Linked DNA regions of Homo sapiens: region 2 is linked to region 1. A link is a loop called in an ENCODE intact Hi-C map of the cell type or tissue named here. Cell type or tissue: ascending aorta. All regions are shown on one strand.

What was found. A loop is a pair of places that touch in the nucleus more often than their neighbours do. Peaks named below come from ENCODE experiments on the same cell type or tissue, not always from the same donor. Only the 100,000 strongest peaks of a DNase experiment are listed, where the experiment ranks them.
Region 2: a loop joins it to region 1, with 7 times the contacts of the local background. A loop is called at or near these places in 30 of 110 quality-filtered maps.

The regions. Positions count from the first base shown.
Region 1 is chr12:133,127,877-133,132,876 of GRCh38, reverse strand. ZNF891 (zinc finger protein 891) reads left to right here and starts at 2,603. Exons shown (of 2, transcript NM_001277291.2): 1 at 2,603-2,650. It overlaps ZNF10 (zinc finger protein 10), which reads right to left and starts at 2,250. Exons shown (of 5, transcript NM_015394.5): 1 at 2,123-2,250. RefSeq lists enhancers at 616-785, 1,868-2,147 and silencers at 2,198-2,437, 2,808-2,987. In ascending aorta, CTCF peaks have their summits at 2,621 and 2,835; a DNase peak (open chromatin) is centred at 2,506; H3K4me3 peaks cover 2,717 bases; H3K27ac peaks cover 2,400 bases.
Region 2 is chr12:133,035,414-133,040,413 of GRCh38, reverse strand. It overlaps ZNF84 (zinc finger protein 84), which reads right to left and starts at 2,905. Exons shown (of 5, transcript NM_001289971.2): 1 at 2,869-2,905. It overlaps ZNF84-DT (ZNF84 divergent transcript), which reads left to right and starts at 3,192. Exons shown (of 3, transcript NR_110091.1): 1 at 3,192-3,645. RefSeq lists a silencer at 2,799-2,978 and an enhancer at 3,199-3,288. In ascending aorta, no CTCF peak of the experiment used is centred here; a DNase peak (open chromatin) is centred at 3,063; H3K4me3 peaks cover 2,915 bases; H3K27ac peaks cover 1,464 bases.

The sequences.
Region 1 (5,000 bases):
AAGGTTTATAAGTATTCACTGTAAACTTCTTTTAATTTAGCTGTATGCTCAAAATTCTTCATAATAAAATTTTGAACAGGAAATGTTAGGATCAGTCAGCAAGGAGATATTGTGTGGAAAGAGGAAAAAATAATGCTCTTGGATGTTCATTACGAGTCAAAGAGGCACATACACAGACAAAGGTGGCCTATATCATATCTTGTCCCAACCTTGCTTCATAGCCAGAAGAATTAAAAGCCCTGGCTGACATGAGACATGCTAGAAAGAGTACTGCTGATGAAAGTAAAAGAGTCTCTTGTAGGCACAACAGAGATATTAACAATAAGAAATTTCTTTTTCCTTAAAATACTTTTTTTTTGAGACGGAGTTTCGCTCTTGTTGCTCTTGTTAATTTAAGATGTGTATCTCAAATCTCTGCCCTTGTGACTGGCATATGTTAATTAGCTGGGCATGGTGGCTGGCGCCTGTAATCCCAGCTACTAGGGAGGTTGAGGCAGGAGAATTGCTTGAACCCAGGAGGCAGAGGTTGCAGTGAGCCAAGATCGAGCCATTGCACTCCAGCATGGGCAACAAGAACAAAACTCTATCTCAAAAAAAAAAAAAAAAATTCTCAGATTTTCTTGACAATTGAATATAATCTATAAACAGAACTGTTTTTATTCTTACTCATCCTTTATTCTTCTAGTAAGAATTGCCTAGTAAGGTTTTGAAGTTTTTCTCATATAGTTCACATATATTTCTAGCTAAAATTATTTTCTTCCTATTGTGAAGACTTTTTAAAAATAAAAGTATGTGCTAACTTGTTGAGGACGGCAATCAATCTATTAGCTTATATATTTCCTTTTCAGTCACTTTACTACAAATTATTGATAGTAATTGAATCTCTTCTCATTTTGGGGACTTAATTAGTTAATTAATTAACAAGGATAATTTTGTAATCTCTTTTCCAGAAGGTAAGCCTCATATCTACTTAAATATTGTCCTAAGTAGAATTTCCAGACAGTGCTTATATAAAATACTGATAAGCAGAAATTCTCATTTAATTTATGATGTGTATCTCAAATCTCTGCCCTTGTGACTAGCATATACTAAGAGCTAAAGAAATGCATGCTGAGAGAAGTAATCAAAAAACAAATGTAACTTTCAAAAAGAGGCAGGAGCGTGTGCAACTTACCATCCAAGAGGCTTTGGAAGATGGGGGACAATTTTAGTAAAACAGAAGAGATTAGTTATGTCACAAGAGAAAAGTTAGTGTGGAGGTAATTTTCAAAAGGGTAGGGAGGATTTGTGCTATCCAGTTCTCGGAGACCTAACTGCAGTCATTTCTAACCTAATAACACTTGTTGGCTGGCATTCTGGGTGACATCCTGCCTTCCCTTTTACTTTTTTTTTTTTAATTAACAGTATCTTTCTGCAATTAATGTATAGCTGGAATTGAAATTGTTCACCTTCTGCATACACTTTGGGTGGGATCTACGTACGAAATCTTGATGTTAACCTTATCTTTGACACTCATATTATGTGTTAGATGGCGTATATATATCTAGTGTCAAGGGAAAATAAAAATATAGTAATTAAACTTATGATCTGTCTCTGAAAATAAAAAAAATAGATTAACCACACAAACACGCCTTCAGTTAATCTATCTGATTAAAAAACAAAACAAAGATGAGGAAGCTAAGAGCTAGAGATGCAGGATTTGTTTTTAAAAGACCACACACGAATCGGCGTCACTATTTCAACAAATACTAGAAAGGCCATATGCAAAATTTTAAACATCTATCCCAGCTGGGGGGAAAAATGGAAGTTAGACTAGAAGAAACCTTATTTTGTATTACTGAAAATATCTGGTTCAAACTTACCACCACCGCCGCCCACTCTGCGTCAATCTCCAGGTGCAGCCGTTATTCTCCACAGAACAAGAACGTCCGCCGTGAACGCCGGGGCCGCGCGAGGGACAGAAAGTGACTGAGGCAAGGGGTGACGATCACCGTTAAATTTTTTCATTGACGAAATTACCGTCTACCTAGAAATACGAAGCTAATACACTGCTACATTACTAAAGGGCTCAACACGCGCCTGATGACGATGCAAACACAAAATTCAGCACTTTCGTATATACCTGCAATAAGCAACTAGAAGGTTCGATGGGAGAAAGCGATCCCGTCACAAAGGCAGCAGCAACAGCAAAACAGAGAACGCGACTCCATTCACCAGCGGAGCGCGAAGAGCGGCGTCAGAGGTGAGTCTGAGGCCGGCTCGGCACGGCGGCGCCACCTCCCCGTGGCCTGACGTCACGCACGCGCACGCGCCCCGCCCCCATTGGTCCTACGCCCGCCCCTGCTGCGAACGCACGCACACGCACCCACAACACACACCGTTACGCACGCGCCCCAGCCTGGCGTTCAGGCCACGCTCCGCCCCCAGCCCGTCAGCCGCGCGCCCCGGGACCCTAGAGCCGGCGATTCGTCGCCGGCGCCGCAGCCGCCACTCTGTGCCGGACCCTGCGGGCCTTCGGCCCAGAGCGCGTCCGTGACGCACAGACCAGGCCCCTCTGCGGGGCGGCGCAGGAGCTCCTGGGAAACGTAGTTCGGCCTCGCGTCCCCCTCGGGCGGGACCGCGGACGCCTGGAGGCAGGCACTGAGGACGGGTGAGCATGCGGGCCTGTGGCTCGTTCACCCGGGACAAGTCCCTCGTGGGATCAGCCTGGCCCGCTGAGTTCTCCTGCGTGCAGGGATCGCCTCACGGGAGTCTGAGCAGCAGGGAGCCTGCCCGGGAGGCGGCGGTGGGAGAGGCCCTTGAGGGAGGAGGGGCTACTTACCGGGTGCGAGTGGAGCGCGGGGAGCGAGTGGGGACCAGGGGCGCGCGGGGCGGAGGGGTCCCGGGCTGGCTGCGGGTGCCACGCAGGGAGCGCTGGGGGGCCGGGGATGCGCGTTTGCCTCCTTCTCTAAGCAACACGGGAGGGCTAAAGGGTGCACGCCTCTGTCCAGCAGCCTCTCTTGAATCTCTAAACCTAGTAATGAGTTGAATCACAGCCATCGTTTTTTTCACCTATTGCCTTATACTGTGGTTGAATGCGATATGGTTTTATTTCTTTAATACTCTGGTGTATTCAATTGGCTGTTTCCCTTTGACTTCACCTATGCTCACAAGATTGTGTTTTAATCTTTTTGTGTACTATCCTTGCCCGTTATACTAACAAGATTTTACAAGCTTCATGAATAATTTGGACAGCACAGTCTCTCTTCTATTCTGTAAAACAGGTCACCACCCCTCACCGCCCCCCGCCCGCCTCCAAAAGTTTGGTGCTATTTGGTCTTAAAATATTTAGTACGCATTTAACTTCTGACTCAATTTTTTTTTTTTTTTTTTTTGAGACAGAGTTTCGCTCTTTGTTGCCCAGGCTGGAGTGCAATGGCGCCATCTTGGCTCACAGCAACCTCCGCCTCCCGGGTTCAAGTGATTCTTCTGCCTCAGTCTTGTGAGTTGCCGGGATTACAGACATGAGCCACCACGCCCAGCTAATTCTGTATTTTTAGTGGAGATGGGGTTTCTCCATGTTGGTCAGGCTGGTCTGGAACTCCCGACCTCAGGTGATCAGCCTGCCTCGGCCTCCCAAAGCGCTGAGATTACAAGCGTGAGCCACCGCACCCGGCCCTGACTCAATTTTTTAAAAAGTCTCATTGATTAGGTTTTTTAGTTCGTATTCTGTTTTAGATACCTTTCCTAGATAATTGTTTTTAATCTAATTTTTCAAATTTATTGGCATAAAATTGCCCATGCTATTTTATCACTGTAAGTAATTTCTATGGTGATTTTTAAAATCACCACTTTTTAATATTTTACTGCTGTAATTGTTATTTTTTTCTTTTTTGAACCTAATTATCTAGGCCTTTTTTTCTTGATTACTCCTATAAGGTATATGTGTACATAGTCTTTTCAAAAATGTAGATTTGGTTTTGGTTTTTTTGTTGTTTTGTTTTGGTCTTTTTTGGGGAGGGGGGTCCTATTACAGTAAGTTTTGCTCTTAATTTTTAAATTTTTCTTTTACTTTGTCTCTGTTTTTCTACTTTTTTTTTTTTTTCGAGACAGAGTTTCACTCTGTCTCCAGGCTGGAGTGCAGTGGCGTGATCTCGGCTCACTGTAGCCTCTACCACCCGGATTCAAGCGATTCTCCTGCCTCAGGCCCCACCACGCCCGGCTAATCCAGCTAATTTTTGTTTTTGTTTGTTTGTTTGTTTTTGAGACAGAGTCTCTCTCTCTCGCCCAGGCGGGAATGCAATGGCAGGATCTCTGCTCACTGCAACTTCCACATCCCGGGTTCAAGCCATTCTCCTGCCTCAGCCTCTGGAATAGCTGGGATCACAGGCGCACACTGCCATGCCCGGTTAATTTTTTGTATTTTTTAGTAGAGACGGGGTTTCACGGTGTTGCCCAGGCTGGTCTCGAACTCTTCAGCTCAGGCAATCCGCCCGCCTTGGCCTCCCAAAGTGCTAGGATTACAGGCGTGAGCCACCGTGCCTGGCCATCTGCTTCTTGATTTGACTGGGTAATTAATTTACTACTCTTTATTTGTGCTCCAAGAAATGTGTGTGTACATTTTTAAGAGCTGAATATGTTAAAAGACTCATAATAAAAACAGGAAACACCTTAACCCCATCTCTTCCCAGTGGCAACCACTTGGAAATATTTAAGCAGTTCTGGCTTCGAACTCCTCTCAGTATTTTTTTATTCACCGATTTGTGACATTATTTTAAAATTTTTATCATGTTAAATAAGAACTTTGGCTGCCTTCTTTCTACATCCTTAAATCACAATGTAATTATTTTACAAATATTATAATGTAGTTCTCCCACAAATTTTGGATAAATATGTTCAGTGTTTTCATTTGATGACTACTCTTTAGTACTGAGCCATAATATGTTTCTTTCTTGTGCAAGGTTTACCTTTCTTGTTTTTAATGACTGCCTTTTTTATTCATTTGCTTAGTTTTTCTTAAA
Region 2 (5,000 bases), 92 kb after region 1:
GTATTTTTTTTCTTTGTAGAGACAGGATCTCGCTATGCTGCCCAGGATAGTCTCAAACTCCTGGGCTCAAGCAATTCTCCCACCTCAGCCTCCCAGAGTGCTAGGATTATAGGCATACAACACCACACCTGGCTTCAGCATTCTTTTGGTATTTACGTGGTATGTTATCATCTGGTCAACTACACTAAAAATCTTAGCATCATTATCTTTGTCCCTTATAAGCAGCTCAGAGCTCAAATTTATTGGTGTTTAAAAAAAAAAAAATCCAAATTGGCCAGGAGCGATGGCTTACGCCTGTAATTCCAGCACTTTGGGAGGCCAAGGCAGATGGATCACCTGAGGTCAGGAGTTCAACCAGCCTGACCAACATGATGAAACCCCATCTCTACTAAAAATACAAAAATAAACCAGGCGTGGTGGCATGCACCTGTAAGCTCAGCTACTTGGGAGGCTGAGGCAGAAGAGTTGCTTGAACCTGGGAGGTGGATGTTGCAGCCCGTGCCATTGTACTCCAGCCTGGTGCAACAAAAGGGAAACTCCATCTCAAAAAAAAAAAAAAAATCCAAACCAACAGTGTGTCTTTTAACTGACAAATTGAATACATTTAATGTTTATTGTGGTTACTGTTTTTCCCCCCTCCTTTCTTGCCTTCAAAGCCTCAATTTCTGTACTTGCTAAAATGGTGAAGATAAAGTGGACCTCACAATGGGAGTCTAAGAAACAAATGAGGTGTTAAAAGGAAAGCGACTGGGGCCTTGTAATAACAGTTACAGCTAACATTCCAGTGCTTTCTGTATGTGAGACAATATACTAAGCATTTTAAATTTAACTCATGCACAACCCTATAAGGCGTTTAACATAATCTCCATTTTACAGAGAGAAAACTGGGACAATGAGTGATTGTAAAATGTGCCTGTGATTGCACATTTAGTAAGTAGCAAAATTCAAATGTTAATTCTCTATCCTGCTATGTTCAAAGCATGAATACTAAAGTCATATTGTCATTTGTGCATATCTACATGCACAAACACACACAACATAAATCCTGGAGTCAGCTCCTATTCCCATGCACACATTCAGTCACTAATTCCCACAAAAATATAAATGAAGGACGCCCTGCCTCAACTGTATCACACTAACAAGCAGCACTTTCTTTTTCATGCCTTTTTGTGGTTCAAACTTCAGTGCCAACTCAGAAACACACAGCAGTTTCTCCCAGTTATACAAGAAATGACTCCTTTATACCTTAAATTGTGATAATACATAAATCTTAGAACAAAAGCTGGCACACAGTCATACGAAACATATACTAGCTATAATTATTATTATAAAAGTAATATATGATGGCAAAATATAAAAAACATACACAAGCTAAATAAGAACTATTATCTATGATCTCACCACAGGTAACCATTCTTAGGATGATGGAAACTATTGTGATATTTTTCATACAATGGAAGCATATGGTCATATTTAAAAGCTGTTTTTGTTTTTTTCCCATTATGTGAAGAACATCTTTCCAGGTCAATAACCTTATTTCTGTAAGATATAAACAACTCACATAAAATAACAAAAAAATAAAATCCGACTCATAATTGACAAAATACATAAAATATGTAGGAATATCAAGACCCATATGAAGCATACTAAAAACACCAATGAGAACTATAAAAATAGAATTAAAGAAATTTATAATTCGATTTTATTCTGGGATAGGAAGACTTCAGATTGTGAAGATAATTTGACCTCAAATGATTTATATAACTCATCGACTCCAATCAGAATCTCAAAATTCTAAAGTTTATGTGTAAGAAAAAAGGTTCAAGAACAATTCGGACACTTTTTTTTTTTTTTTGACAGGGTCTTACTGTGTTGTCCAGGCTGAAGTGCAATGGCATAACCATAGCTCACTGCAGCCCTGAACTCCTGGGCTCAAGTGATCCTCCTACCTCAACCTACAGAGTAGCTGGGGCTACAGGCATGCCCTACCACACCGGGCCTGGATGCTTTTGGAAATACAAAATAATGAGTGTGAACAGGCCCACTGTAATACATACAAATTATAATCATTATAACATTTGACACTGGCTCCAGAGAAGTTATACAGATGAAAAAAAGCAAACTGTCTAAATATGCAAGAGTCAGCATGCAATAAATGTAGCATTTCAAAGCCATCAGTAAAATTAAATTATTTAATGAATACAAGAATATTTGAAAGAAAATAAACGTAGCTATTTCATACAACTACTTTCAGTGGGTTAAATTTTAAAATAATGGAAACCCTAAGAATGTCTACAAAAAAAAACCACAGGTGAATGAATATATGTATAATTTGAGGGGAGATTTCGCTACACCATACCAAAAGCAAAAGTCACTTAAAAAATTTAAAACAGTCAATAAATATAACCATTAAAAAATACACGGCCAGGAATGGTGGCTCACACCTGTAACCCCAGCGCTTTAAAAGCCTCCTTCGATAGCGGCAGAGCCAGGCTGCTGGTGGATGCGGTCCAGCAGGGCAGCCGCTCCTTAGGGCCACGGCGCGGCAAGCGGGCTGGCCCGAGGTCGAGGCTAAACGCGCCCGAGGCTAAACGCGCCCGAGGCTGGCGCCTCCACGCCCGCCTGAAAGGACGCCCAGGAGCGGCGCCTCCGGAAAGGCCGTGCCCGCCCCACAGCCCAGAATCCGCGCAGCTCCGCGGCCCACGGCATCTTCACGACCCGGCCCAGCCCCAACCCGCCCCAGACCCGCATCCGCGCGCGGACGCCCAGGGCCTTGAAGCCGAAGCTCCCCGCGGCCACTCCCGCGCGCCTCCCCCGCCATTCCCGGAGCCCCCAGCGCCGGGCCCGCAATAAACTCACTGAACTCACAAAAGACGCCGCCGCCGAGTCGCGCCCGCGCGCCCGCGGCCTCGCGATCACGTGACACCGCCCGTCCCCCGTGTCCCGCGCACGCGCCCAAACCGTCGGCCTTTGTGCGCTCCCGGGCGGCTCCGAACGGGCCGGGACGAGTCGGGGACTGCACACGCGCACACTCGCACGCGCGCACACGCGTACACTCCCCTCTCACGTGGCAGCGAAGGACAAAGAGGAAGAACGGGCCACCTGCAAGCATTACCAAGAGTGCATGTGCGCATGCGCGAAGGAAGGAGCCCCGCGAACTCAACTTCCCACAGTGCCCCGCGTCCGGAAGTGCCTGTCGCTTGGAGACGGAGTGACTCCAAACGGGCTCACACGGTTTTCTGAGAAACATAAAGGGAAACCGAATCCACCAATATATATATATATTTTCTTGAGACGGCGTCTCGCTCTGTCACCCAGGCTGGAGTGCAGTGGCGTGATCTCGGCTCACTGCAAACTCCGCCTCCCGGGTTGACGCCATTCTTCTGCCTCAGCCTCCCGAGTAGCTGGGACTACAGGCGCCCGCCGCCACGCCCGGCTAATTTTTTTGTATTTTAGTAGAGACGGGGAGTCACCGTGTTGCCCAGGCTGGTCGCGAACTCCTGAGCTCAGGCAATCCGCCCGCCTTGGCCTCCCAAAGTGCTAGGATTACAGGCGTGAGCCACCGCGCCCGGCCCACCAATACTCAATTGGTTTGACTTCAGTTGAGGAAACCAGAAAAAATTTAAATATATTTATGGAAAGAAGGTAAGAATTAACAGAAAAAAGTAAAGTTGATCCATAACTGGAGTCGTAGGGAGAATTATAGGTAAGTCACGATGCTTATGACAGCAAGATGGGGCCGGGGAGATGGAGGAGAGAGATGAAAAAAGAGAAATAACCATAGACACATAGGAAATTGAATGAAAATCCGCTCTATACTAATAAATTTGATAATTTGTGACACAAATGATTCTCCAGGACAACATGGGCCAAATTTGACCCAATTTTATCCACAATTTGAAGACAAATTCAGAGATCCTTTGCCAGAAAGCATCATAATGAGTTGCTTAGTGAATTGCTTCAAACATCCAGTGATTAGAGAATTCTTATATTTATTCCCAGAGGTAGAACTCACCAGTGAAGTACTAGCATAAAAACAGACGCATGGACCAATGTGGAACAGCGTAGAAAAACCAGAAATAACCCCATGCATATACAGTCAACTAATCTTAGGCAAGTCAACTAATCTTGTGTCAAGAATACACGATGGGGAAAGGACAGTCGCTTCAATAAATAGCGTGAGGAAACCGGATATCCAAATACTGCTACGCAAAAGACCTCATTGCCCGATGTGCACAGAAGCCAATACTATGGCACCAGGCGTTTGAGAAAAGAAAAGCTTAATTGCGAGTTGACCAACAAAGTGACAGGAGTTTAGTTCAAATCTATCTCTCTGTGCTGCCCTTAAGGCAGCACTATTGTGAAAAAAGGTTTAGAGGGTGGATTCTGGGATTCACAGGTGAATGGTGAAGGAAAAAGGAAGTCTGGAAAGTCCCCGACCATGTGCAGTTGTCTCTTCAAGCCTCTTCTTGGGTCCCATGTGCAAATTAAGGTAGAGTTAGTGTGAAAAGTGCAGTGGAAATTCAGGCTGCGACATCAGCAAGCTCATTCTGCATGGACTCCGTTTGGTTATATTGGTTTCAACTGATTTCAGCCAGTTGTATTATATTACAAACGGAGTTTCAGCAAACTGTTTCTTATCTGCCATCCTGTAAGCTCAAGAATTTCTGTTAGCCGGACGCGGTGGCTCACGCCTATAATCCTAGCACTTTGGGAGGCCGAGGCGGGCAGATCACCTGAGGTCAGGAGTTCGAGACCAGCCTGGCCAACATGGTGAAACCCTGTCTCTACTAAAAATACAAAAATTAGCTGGGCGTGGTGGTGCACACCTGTAATCCCAGCTCCTCGGGAGGCTGAGGCAGGAGAATCGCTTGAACCTGGGAGGTGGAGATTGCAGCGAGCCGACATCGCGCCACTGCACTCCAGCCTGGGCGACAAGAGCGAGACTCCATCTCAAAAAAAAAAAATTCGTTAGTCACTGGTTTCTTTAACTATTTGGG